Linked DNA regions of Homo sapiens: region 1 is linked to region 2. The links are chromatin contacts, found by Hi-C or POLR2A ChIA-PET in ENCODE. All regions are on one chromosome and are shown on one strand. Each heading gives the region's core, a stretch centred on a gene start or an enhancer-like site at or near the end of the contact. The rest is flanking DNA. Distances are from core to core; before and after follow the strand shown.

What was found. A loop is a pair of places that touch in the nucleus more often than their neighbours do. ChIA-PET counts read pairs that join two places held with the same protein, here RNA polymerase II (POLR2A). Pooled maps may share reads with other maps.
Region 1: a map of Caco-2 shows a loop between it and region 2 (5-fold over the local background). The contact joins the promoter of SALL4 here to the enhancer-like site in region 2. A Hi-C loop is called at or near these places in 3 of 168 maps with a recorded cell type or tissue (Caco-2, PC-3 and endothelial cell of hepatic sinusoid) and 1 of 50 pooled maps. POLR2A ChIA-PET finds 5 or more read pairs at or near these places in 1 of 52 experiments (K562).

What each region holds. Positions count from the first base shown.
Region 1 is chr20:51,800,543-51,805,892 of GRCh38, reverse strand. SALL4 (spalt like transcription factor 4) reads left to right here and starts at 3,372. Exons shown (of 4, transcript NM_020436.5): 1 at 3,372-3,614. The coding sequence starts at 3,485. RefSeq lists enhancers at 3,026-3,667, 4,311-4,953.
Region 2 is chr20:51,742,234-51,747,358 of GRCh38, reverse strand. All of the region lies in intron 1 of ATP9A (ATPase phospholipid transporting 9A (putative)), which reads left to right. Among named protein-coding and RNA genes, the nearest start is that of ATP9A, 24 kb to the left of the region's middle. RefSeq lists a silencer at 4,075-4,369. Within about 2 kb of position 2,703, at least 12 of the 41 ENCODE cell types and tissues checked have a DNase peak (open chromatin) inside an H3K27ac peak, as active enhancers do; they include PC-3, where a contact is called at or near this core.

The DNA.
Region 1 (5,350 bases), core at 2,123-4,622, 58 kb before region 2:
GAGCTTCTGTTTTTCCATAAATGAAGTAGAAATAAGCCGGACACGGTGGCTCACGTCTGTAATCCCAGCACTTTGGGAGGCTGAGGTGGGCCTCACTTGAGGTCAGGAGTTGGAGACAACTGGTGAACATGGTGAAACCCCATCTCTACTAAAAATACAAAAATTAGCCGAGTGTGGTGGCATGTGCTTATAGTCCCAGGTACTCAGGAGGCTGAGGCAGGAGAATCGCTTGAACCCAGGCAGAGGTTGCAATGAGCAGAGATCGTGCCACTGCATTCCAGCCTGGGTGACAAGAGTGGTCTGTCTCAAAAAAAAAAAAAAAAAAAAAAAGGAATTAAAAAAGGATATTAGTGAGGATAAAATGGGATTATGCATCCCAAATCTCCTTATAAACAATAAGACTGCTGAAAAATATACCAAGAAGTGTATTTTTTGAATATTCCTGCCTGGCACAAACATTGAACATGACTGGATTACATAAACATTGACAATGACTGGATTATATAAACCCAGTCACCTAACAAAGGACGTTAACATGAAAAAGTTTAATATCATCCTTTACTCTGAACATTTTCTTTTCAAGCTTGGGTCCCAACCAGGTCCTTTGGTTTAATAAATAACTTTTTTGTTGTTGTTTTTTCATGAGACAGAGTCTCACTCTGTCGCCCAGGTTGGAGTGCAGTAGCTAGATCTTGGCTCACTGCAACCACCGCCTCCTGGATTCAAGTGATTCTCCTCCGTCAGGCTCCTGAGTAGCTGGGATTACAGGCATGCGCCACCACAACCAGCTAATTTTTGTATTTTTAGTAGAGATGGAGTTTTACCGTGTTGGCCAGGCTAGTCTCGAACTCCTGACCTCTGGTGACCCGCCAGTCTTGGCCTCCCAGAGTGCTGGGATTACAGGCGTGAGACACTGTGCTCAGCCTGAAACAACTTTTGATTACGGACTTGCCTGTTGCTATGCCCTCCGTTCATCCCCTGCTTTGCTCTAGGACTTACTTTATTTTCCACCAACTGGCTCCTGGCTGCAGCTGTTAAACTGGGGGTAGATTCAAAACATGTACTGTGTCCTGCTTTTCTTGATATGACATTTGTGGAAGGTTTCCATTTGAGGGAAACTTCTTGACTTCATCTGTTGGAGTGATTTCTGAAGACCCAAGATTTTTCTAGGACACTTTAAATTTAGTTTACTGTACTCCGATTTTTCTTCTTTAGCTATCTTCTCTATATTCAGCTATAGTTGGAAGACAGGTATTAGGATGTGATAGAATTTTGGAGTCAGACTTAGAAACTGACCACCGGCTTAGAAACTGACCACCAGCTCAGCCAGTTTCTAATTAAGTCACTTCATGTCTTTGAGCCTCAGTTTCAAAATGGAGAGGACAATAGGGCCAACCTCCATGGGAAGATAAAACAAGGCGGTGTGCATTCATTTAATGCAGTCTGTGGCATGTACAAGGGGCTCAATCAATTATTATTATTACTATCACTTGGAGAGTCAAGCGGCACAATTTTGTCTCGTAGTAAGGCTAACATGTTACAACTATCATCTACTAAAATAAATATAAACAACTATATAAATGAAATTTTCCTTAACCCAATAGTATTTTTTGAGCCATAAACCCACTGCACATTCGTTTAGATTTGTAAGTTAGATCTCCTGCCACACTATCTTACACAGAAAAGGTGTTGAGAATATTAGTAGATTAGTCAGCAAGGCAGGTGCTAATTGGCCTTTTTACTCAGTATCAGAATTCTAAACTGCTTCTATGTATTATTAAACCAAATTCTTACCTTTTCAATCTGGCTGTTGGCTATAATTCTGTCTTACTTGCTTTAAATATTATACATAAAATAAGGCAAGACTTTTTCAGAGACTCAAAAATTGAAGGTTAATCTTCCTTCAACAAGTTTTTACTGATGGCCACGAATATAAAAAAGATGATCAAGCTGATTTATTTTCTGCCTTGGGTTGTCCAAATACCCAGGTGAACACATTGATGAGCCCAGCATTCCATTTTGCTTGTATTCCTGATGAGTTTACAAGCTGGGAACGTGATGAATAACTAATCAAGAGAATGCAATGCACAAATGTGGAGGGAGGGTTTATATCTGCACAGTCCCTTACAATGAAGTAAATGCCAAACAAAGACGCATGCCCAGAGCAGTTATGGAAAGACCAATCAAAGACTTAGCAGGTTGATGATTTCATCATTCATTTAACATTTATTGAGCATGTACATTGTGTAAAGCAGTTAGCCAAATTAAGTATACATGAATTTACGGTATAAATGTGTATACATGTAATATATCATATACACACACACAAGCCCCACTTTAAAAAATTCCAGGCATCATGTGTCAATGATACAATCACTTTGAACGATACACCTTTTCTGTAATAATGTGTGTATTGCACAAAAAAATTCCAATAGTGATTAGTAACAACCAGATACTGTGACAGTGCCCCATTGCCATTCCATGGGAGATGCAAGAGCATTGTCTCAGTAATAAAATATGATGTTATCAGGCATTTATGGCTCCTGGGGAAAAAAATGCAATTGCTTGCTGTTTTGATATTATCTCTGACTATGCTTGCTTATCATTTGCCATTTCTATATTTAGTAGCCAGTCATTTTGAAGTTAAAAAAAAATCAAGGTTTGCATTGTAACCACAAACCAGTCTTTGTGAACAGGAATCCTGGAGGCTATTAATCAGCTTTTAAAGGAGGTAAGTCATGGTGGTGGTGGGGTATCTGAAATTTTGGAAGTTCCGAGCTCACTTTAAGAGTTGAGATGGGTGGGAGGGCTGAAAACACCACCATTCATCATTCTTCAGTTATCTCGAGACTCAACTTAAACATTTTTAATCAAAAAGATGGGAGGGGACACGGGTCACATCTCAGGTTTGGGGGAATGTGTGTGCGTGTAGATGTGAAAACTGAGCCAAAATATTCCACTGTGAAGAGATCTCCCTTCTCGGCTGGTGGACATCAACCTTACCAAGTAATCTTTGGAGCAAGTAACTACCAAATAAAGCCGTTCCAAAACTTCTACGTAAGCTCCTACTTTTTAATGAGTACGCATTTCTCCCCATTTTCTTTTCCTCTCCAAGGACTGAGATAGCTGGAGCAAGGATGGGTCCCCCTCTGATTTCGTCCCCGCCCCAGCCAATCTGAGCCCGGATGCTAATTAGCTGCGCTCCCCTGATGAACACGCCTTTGTCACAAGTAGGCCCGGACTACAAAGCCCAGAATGCCTCACCCCTCCCTGATCAATGAGGGCTTATTTAAATGATCTCTGAGGTCTTGGACCCAGGCCAATCAGCTGTCAGGGCTCATGATAAATCGCAATGCATTATTGATAATAATAATTACTGGGACATGCGCGTTCCGGCCGAAGGGGGGTAAATTTCCCAACTCCAGGAATTTGTGGCGGAGAGGGCAAATAACTGCGGCTCTCCCGGCGCCCCGATGCTCGCACCATGTCGAGGCGCAAGCAGGCGAAACCCCAGCACATCAACTCGGAGGAGGACCAGGGCGAGCAGCAGCCGCAGCAGCAGACCCCGGAGTTTGCAGATGCGGCCCCAGCGGCGCCCGCGGCGGGGGAGCTGGGTGAGTGGGGCTGGGGCGCCCGCCCGGGGAGGGGAGCTTCCCGGACGTACGCGGGATCCTCGAGGGCGCAGGCTTCGGGGAGCGGGCGGCGTCCAGCGCAAATTCAGGAGCCGAGATTTGGGGGCTCAGTGCCCGGGAGGAGAGGTCTCCTCCTCTCCCCACCACCCCGCCTTTTGCACATTTCACACTTTTTTCCTCTTCTCCCCTCTTGTGTAAGTTTCACCCCCAGCTTTCTCCCCTAATTGTAAAATTGACCCCCACTCGCTCCTCTGTTCTCGCTCCCGAAAGGTTCCCTTCTCCTTGTCCTCTGCCCCTCACTTAATTGGTTCCACTCCCCTCACTGGTGTTACCCCCCCCCCTTGTAACTTAGGTCCCCCTCCCTCGCGTCGCTCTCAAAAGAAAGAACCCCGGGGGATCCCCACCCTCTCCACCAGCCCCTTGGGGCTTTTCTTGGAGGCTGGAGGAGGGGCGCACCCCTGGAAGACCCCCCGGAGGAGGACGATCTGTTGCACGCGCCCCTCCCGGGCCAAGTGGGGGGAGGGGGCGCGACCTCTCCCCACCCTCAGGAGCTGGGGTGCGGGCCACCCGCGCTGCGCAGGGGATTGGAGGGCCCAGAGAGGTGGGGGAGGAGGGCTCAATGTTTCCCTTTAAAATTTTTTTCTTTTCTGGATTTCGCCTTTTCTGCCCGGGCTGCGCCGCCTGCCGATCTTCGCCCTAACCTTTCGGGGCCTGACCTCCAGCCATCTTTGATTTCCGACTTCCTAAAAATAACCGCGGCAAGCCCGAGGGTGCGAGCCCCCAGTGGCCGGGGTGGCGGGCGCGCGGCAGCCCCACTGGGGTGCACCGGCCTCCCGTTTTGCGTGGCTTTTCTGGAGCGCTCGGCTTTCCACATTTGCGCTTGGGTGTGAAAGGGGAGAGGTGGGGGGCCAGAGCGAACTCCCGCGGCTGACCTGGCCCACGCTTCCGCGGCCAGCGTTTCCCAGATCGAGGGGAGTTCGGGACCCCAGCCGCGCCAGGAACGGCGGGGCCAACTCTGTTCCCACTTCATCACTTCACCGCGGAGGTTTTAGGAGCGAGGCGGTTTTCCACTATCTCGTCTCCATCCCGGCCCGCCAAATTGTCGCCTGATAAGTTTTTAGCGTGCGCGTGGGGGGAGGGGGGATTTGTAGCCTCCTCTCCGGCCTTGTTCGTCGCTCCGCTCCCCGCCTGCTTTCTAATTTCCCTGCAGCAGACGGGTGTGCGCGGCAACCCCGGAGGACTCTCAGAGACCATCTCTGATACCCGGGGTTTCCCGAGAAGACGGTCGCCACTTTTTGGCTTCCGTATCCCCGCCTTTTTGTCGGAGACTGAATGTAATACATTTCCCAAGTTTATAATACGTCAATAGAATTCCCCGTTTAACATTTTTCCAGGGCAAATTAAAAGGATCGGCTTGACGGAGGGGATGGCTGGGCGTTTTCGGGGCGCCGGGTGGTCAGCGCAGCGCGCACCCGAGGTCCCAGGCGCCTGGAGGGACTCTCTTTGTGCCTTGGTTGGGGGCGGGGTGGGGTGGGGGTTGAGGGGAGCGTGAAGGCTTCGTGGCCTGGCCCACCTGGAACAAAAGGGTTAACCCTCAGCCCGCCTGCTTCCTCCGGAGAGGAGGGGCGAGCTCCTGGTTCTGACCCCTCCCCTGGTCCTACGCTGACCTCCCCTTCCCCCTTCATTTTGGGTGGGCGCACACACGTGGGGCTTTTGGT
Region 2 (5,125 bases), core at 1,454-3,953:
CATAGGACCAGAGATCGCTCCCTACCTCCCTCTGGCAGGACTTGCTGGGTCAGAGGACCTGAGCTTTACATTTAAAGAGAAGCTGCCACATTGACTTGGCTTTTCTCATGAGGTGATTGATATATTCCCATTTCTCCTCCAGACAGTAGCATTTCTGTGGCAGGGATGTGTTCAGACTTCAGACTTCGCTTCTTTCTTTGCATCCTTCCTGACTTAGGTTTTGTATTCTCCTAGTTAAACAGGAAAAAAAAAAAAAAAAACGAAAAACCCAGACCTTAGATGTATTTAGAAGGAAGAGCAAAAGTTTCCCTTCATACCTTTCCTTCCACTCCTTTTTCTTTTCTCTTTTTTTTGAGACGGAGTCTCGCTCTGTTGCCCAGGCTGGAGTGCAATGGCACTACCTCGGCTCACTGCAACCTCCGCCTCCTGGGTTCAAGCCATTCTCCTGCCTCAGCCTCTGGAGTAGCTGGGATTACGGGCGTGCGCCACCACACCTGATTGATTTTTGTTTTTGTTTTTTGAGATGGAGTCTCGCTCTGTTGCCCAGGCTGGAGTGCAGTGGCGTGATGTTGGCTCGCTGCAACCTCCACCTTCTGGGTTCAAGCAATTCTCCTTCCTCAGCCTCCTGAGTAGCTGGGACTACAGGTGTCCCCCACCATGTCCGGCCCATTTTTTGTATTTTTAGTAGAGACGAGGTTTCACTGTGTTAGCTAGGATGGTTTCAATCTCCTGACCTCGTGATCTGCCTGTCTTGGCCTCCCAAAATGTTGGGATTACAGGCGTGAGCCACCGTGCCCAGCCCTGACTGATTTTTGTGTTTGTAGTAGAGACAGCGTTTAGCTATGTTGGCCAGGCTGGTCCTGAACTCCTGACCTCAGGTGATCCGCCTGCCTCGGCTTCCCAAAGTTCTGGGATTACAGGCGTGAGCCACCGTGCCCAGCCTCCTTCCACTCCTAACTGCCCTCTTAACAACTGCTGTCCATAATGGTACCACGTGGCTATTTCAATCAGTTAAGTGAATGAAATAAAAAATTTTAAAAACTTTTATTTTAGGTTCAGGGCTACGTACCTGAGGTTACATCAGTAAACTCATGTCACCGGGGTTTGCTGTACCCAGGTATTAAGCCCAGTGCCCAACAGTTATCTTTTCTGCTCTTCTCCCTCCTCCCACCCTCTACCTGCAGATAGACCCCCAGTGTCTCTTCTTCCCTTCTTTGTGCCTGTAAGTTCTTATCACTTAGCTCCTACTTATAAGTGAGAACACGTGGTATTTGGCTTTCTTTTCCTGTGTTAATGTGCTGAGGATAATAGCCTCCAGCTCAATCCATGTCCTGCAAAAGACACAATCTTGTTCTTTTTTATGGCTGCGTAGTATTCCATGTGCATATGTACTACATTTTCTTTATCCAGTCTGTCTTTGATGGGCATTTAGGTTGATTCCATGTCTTTGCTTTGTGAATAGTGCTGTAGTGAACATTTGTGTGCGTGTGTCTTTATGGTAGAATGATGTATATTCCTTTGGGTATTGAAATAAACTTTAAATGTCACATTTTGGGTACTCAGCAGCCACATGTGGCTGCTGGCTACTGTGCTGGATGATGGTGCAGTATAGAATGATTCCATCATCACAGAAGCCTAGTGGGCAGAGCTGCTCCAGAGCAGGGCTCTCCACCGCAGGACTATTGACATTTGGGGCCAGATTACACTCTCTGGTGGGGGGTCTCCTGGGCATTGTAGGATGTTTAGCAGTATCCCTGGCTTCTACCCACTACGTGCCAGTAGTGCCCTACTTCCCTGTAGTAGTGACAATCAAACACATCCCTAGACATTGCCAAATGTCTGCAGGGGGCAAAATCCCCCCGCCCTGCTATTGAGAACCACTGCTGTTGACTAATTCATAACGGCTTTTAATTTTTTTCCTTTTTTTTTTTTGAGACAGAATCTCACTCTGGCTGGAGTGCAGTGGCAGAATATTGGCTCACTATAACTTCTTCCTCCTGGGTTCAAGCGATTCTCCTGCCTCAGTCTCCCCAATAGCTGGGACTACAGGCACCCGCCACCATGCCCAGCTAATTTTTTTTTTTTTTTTTTTTAGACGGAGTCTCGCTCTGTCACCCAGGCTGGAGTGCAGTGGCATGATCTTGGCTCAGTGCAGCCTCTGCCTCTCGGGTTCAAGCAATTCTCCTGCCTCAGCCTCCCCAGTAGCTGGGACTACAGCCACACCTGGCTAAATTTTGTATTTTTAGTAGAGACGGCAGGGTTTCACCATGTTGGCCAGAATGGTCTTGATCTCCTGACCTCTTGATCCACCCGCCTTGGCCTCCCAAAGTGCTGGGATTACAGGAGTCAGCCACTGCACCCGGCCCATGCCCAGCTAATTTTTATATTTTTAGTAGAGACAAGGTTTCGTCATGTTGGCCAGGCTGGTCTCGAACTCCTGACCTCAAGTGATTCTCCCGCCTCGGCCTCCCAAAGTACTGGGATTACAGGCATGAGCCACCATATCTGGCTACTTTTAATTTTTCTTCATGTTCTTCTTGGATCTGCCCAGCGTCAATGCTGAGACTGTTCTTTCCTGGACCCTGTAACTTCCTGGAAGGTTGGTGTGTCATGCAGACAATTCAGCAAATATTTGCGCAGTGCTAACTGATTATAGGGGAACTCCCAGCAGAGATGATGGTTTCTGTGGAGGCCAACTCCTTGTTACATTAGTTACCTTTTTCAGAAACATTGTTCCCTTGGCTCTGCTCCTCTAATATTTGCTTTTGCATTTCAGCCAGATTGTATGAAACCATTGCACATCTGGTTAGCAGACTATCTGCTGTTAAAACCTTTATTTGTCTTAAAGTCAAATCCTAAGAAAATCAATTTTGGTTTTCCTTTATATAAATGGTCTAGGCTGGGCGCGGTGGCTCATGCTTGTAATCCACTTTGGAAGACTGAGGCAGGTGTATCACCTGAGGTCAGGCGTTTGAAACTAGCCTGGCCAACATGGTGAAACCCCATCTCTACTAAAAATACAAAAATTAGCCGGCTGTGGTGGTGCAGGCCTGTAGTCCCAGCTACTCAGGAGGCTGACATGGGAGGATCACTTGAGCCTGGGAGGCGGAGGTTACAGTGAACCGAGATTGGGCCACTGCATTCCAGCCTGGGTGACAGAGTGAGACCCTGTCTCAAAAACAAACAAACAAAAAATAAATAAAATAATAAATAAATGGTCTAAGCAGGAAGCAGTGTAAACGAAGTTATTTATAAACTTACACTTTAACCTAGTTGAATGGCTGTTATCAATGGGTGAGAAAGTTATTTCATATTTTCCTTTTTCATCTGGAAAAATAACTTTTTTTTTTTTGAGATGGAGTCTTACTCTGTCACCAAGGCTGGAGTGCAGTGCCAGAATCTCGGCTTACTGCAACCTCCACCTCCAGGGTTCAAGCGATTCTCCTGTTTCAGCTTCCTGAGTAGCTGGGACTACAGGTGTTTGCCACTGCATCCAGCTAATTTTTGTATTTTTAGTAGAGACAGGGTTTCACCATGTTGGCCAGGATGGTCTCGATCTCTTGACCTCGTGATCCGCCCGCCTCAGCCTCCCAAAGTGCTGGGATTATAGGCGTGACGACCGTGCCCGGCCTAATTTCTTACTCTTAAAGGATTTGGGCTGGGCACGGTGGCTCATGCCTATAATCCCAGCACTTTGGGAGGCTGAGGCGGGCGAATCACGAGGTCAGTAGTTCAAGACCAGACCAGCCTGACCAATATGGTGAAACCCCGTCTCTACTAAAAATACAAAAATTAGCCTGGCGTGGTGGTGCACGCCTGTAATCCCAGCTACTCGGGAGGTCGAGGGAGTAGAATCGCTTGAATCCGGGAGGCAGAGGTTGCAGTGAGCCGAGATCCCGCCACTGCACTCCAGCCTGGGTGACAGAGTGAGACTCCGTCTCAAAAAAAAAAAAAAAAAAAAATCAGTTTCGGTCTTGCAGCCCATCTCCCCAGCCTGTCTGGAATGTGGGATGGAAGTTTATTTGTCATGGCAGTGTCAGACGGTCCAGTTTCAGTTTGGTGTTAAGGAACAACAGCAGCACCCACAACACCAACGTGACAGCTGCCACAACACAGCTTTGGGCCACTGCTCCTCTGGAACCCTGGGGCACCAGGGAGCTGAAGTCCATGCATGCAACACGCAGGGTGTGGCTGCAGCTTCCCCAGGAAGAGAACTGCATGTATAAATCCACTCCTCAGTAGGGAGGCTGGCTGTCACTTCTCTTGTTTGGACAGATGTGGGGGAATTTGGTCACTTGTAGTAAGTTTGCCACCAAGCTCAAGGTTTCTACCGTGGGACAACAGTTCCAAAATGCTGGGCAGGCAATGGTTCTGGGTGCTGCAGTGATAAATTTAAGGAATTCATGGGCAGGAACTGACTCACATTGAGACATTTAGCAAGACGCTTATTTATTTTTCAGTTTCCCTTCAGTATTTACAGCCCTGTCAGGGCCTACTTTTTAACACCAAACACTTGCTAACTTCTCAGCAATAAAGAAAGGAGGGGCCAGGTGCGGCGGCTCATGCCTCTAATCCCAGCACTTTGGGAGGCCGAGGCGGCTGGATCACTTTAGGTCAGGTGTTTGAGACCAGCCTGGCCAACATGGTGAAACGCCGTCTCTACTAAAAATACAAAAGTTAGCTGGGCGTGGTGGTGCACACCTGTAATCCCAGCTGCTTGGGTGGCTGAGGCACAAGAATTGCTTGAACCCAGGAGGCGGAGGTTGCAGTGAGCTGAGATCGCGCCACTGCACTCCAGCCTGGGCGACAGCAAGACTGCGTCTCAAAAAAAGAAAAAAAAAAGTAAAGGAGGAGGAGCAACAGCAGGGTAGGCTTCTGGCTCAGAGGCACTGCCAGCTGCAGCAGCCAGCTGGAGTGGAGTAACACACTTTGCTTTTCATTGTGCTGGTTTTGTTATTTATCTTCTGTTTATGGCAAGTGATACTGGTTTCTAGTTATGGTAATGGCATGAAGTTATCTTTTTTTTTTTTTTTTGAGACAGTGTTTTGCTCTGTCCCCTAGACTGCAGTACAGTGGCATGATCAGGGCTCACTGCAGCCTCGACTTCCCGGGCTCAAGCAATCCT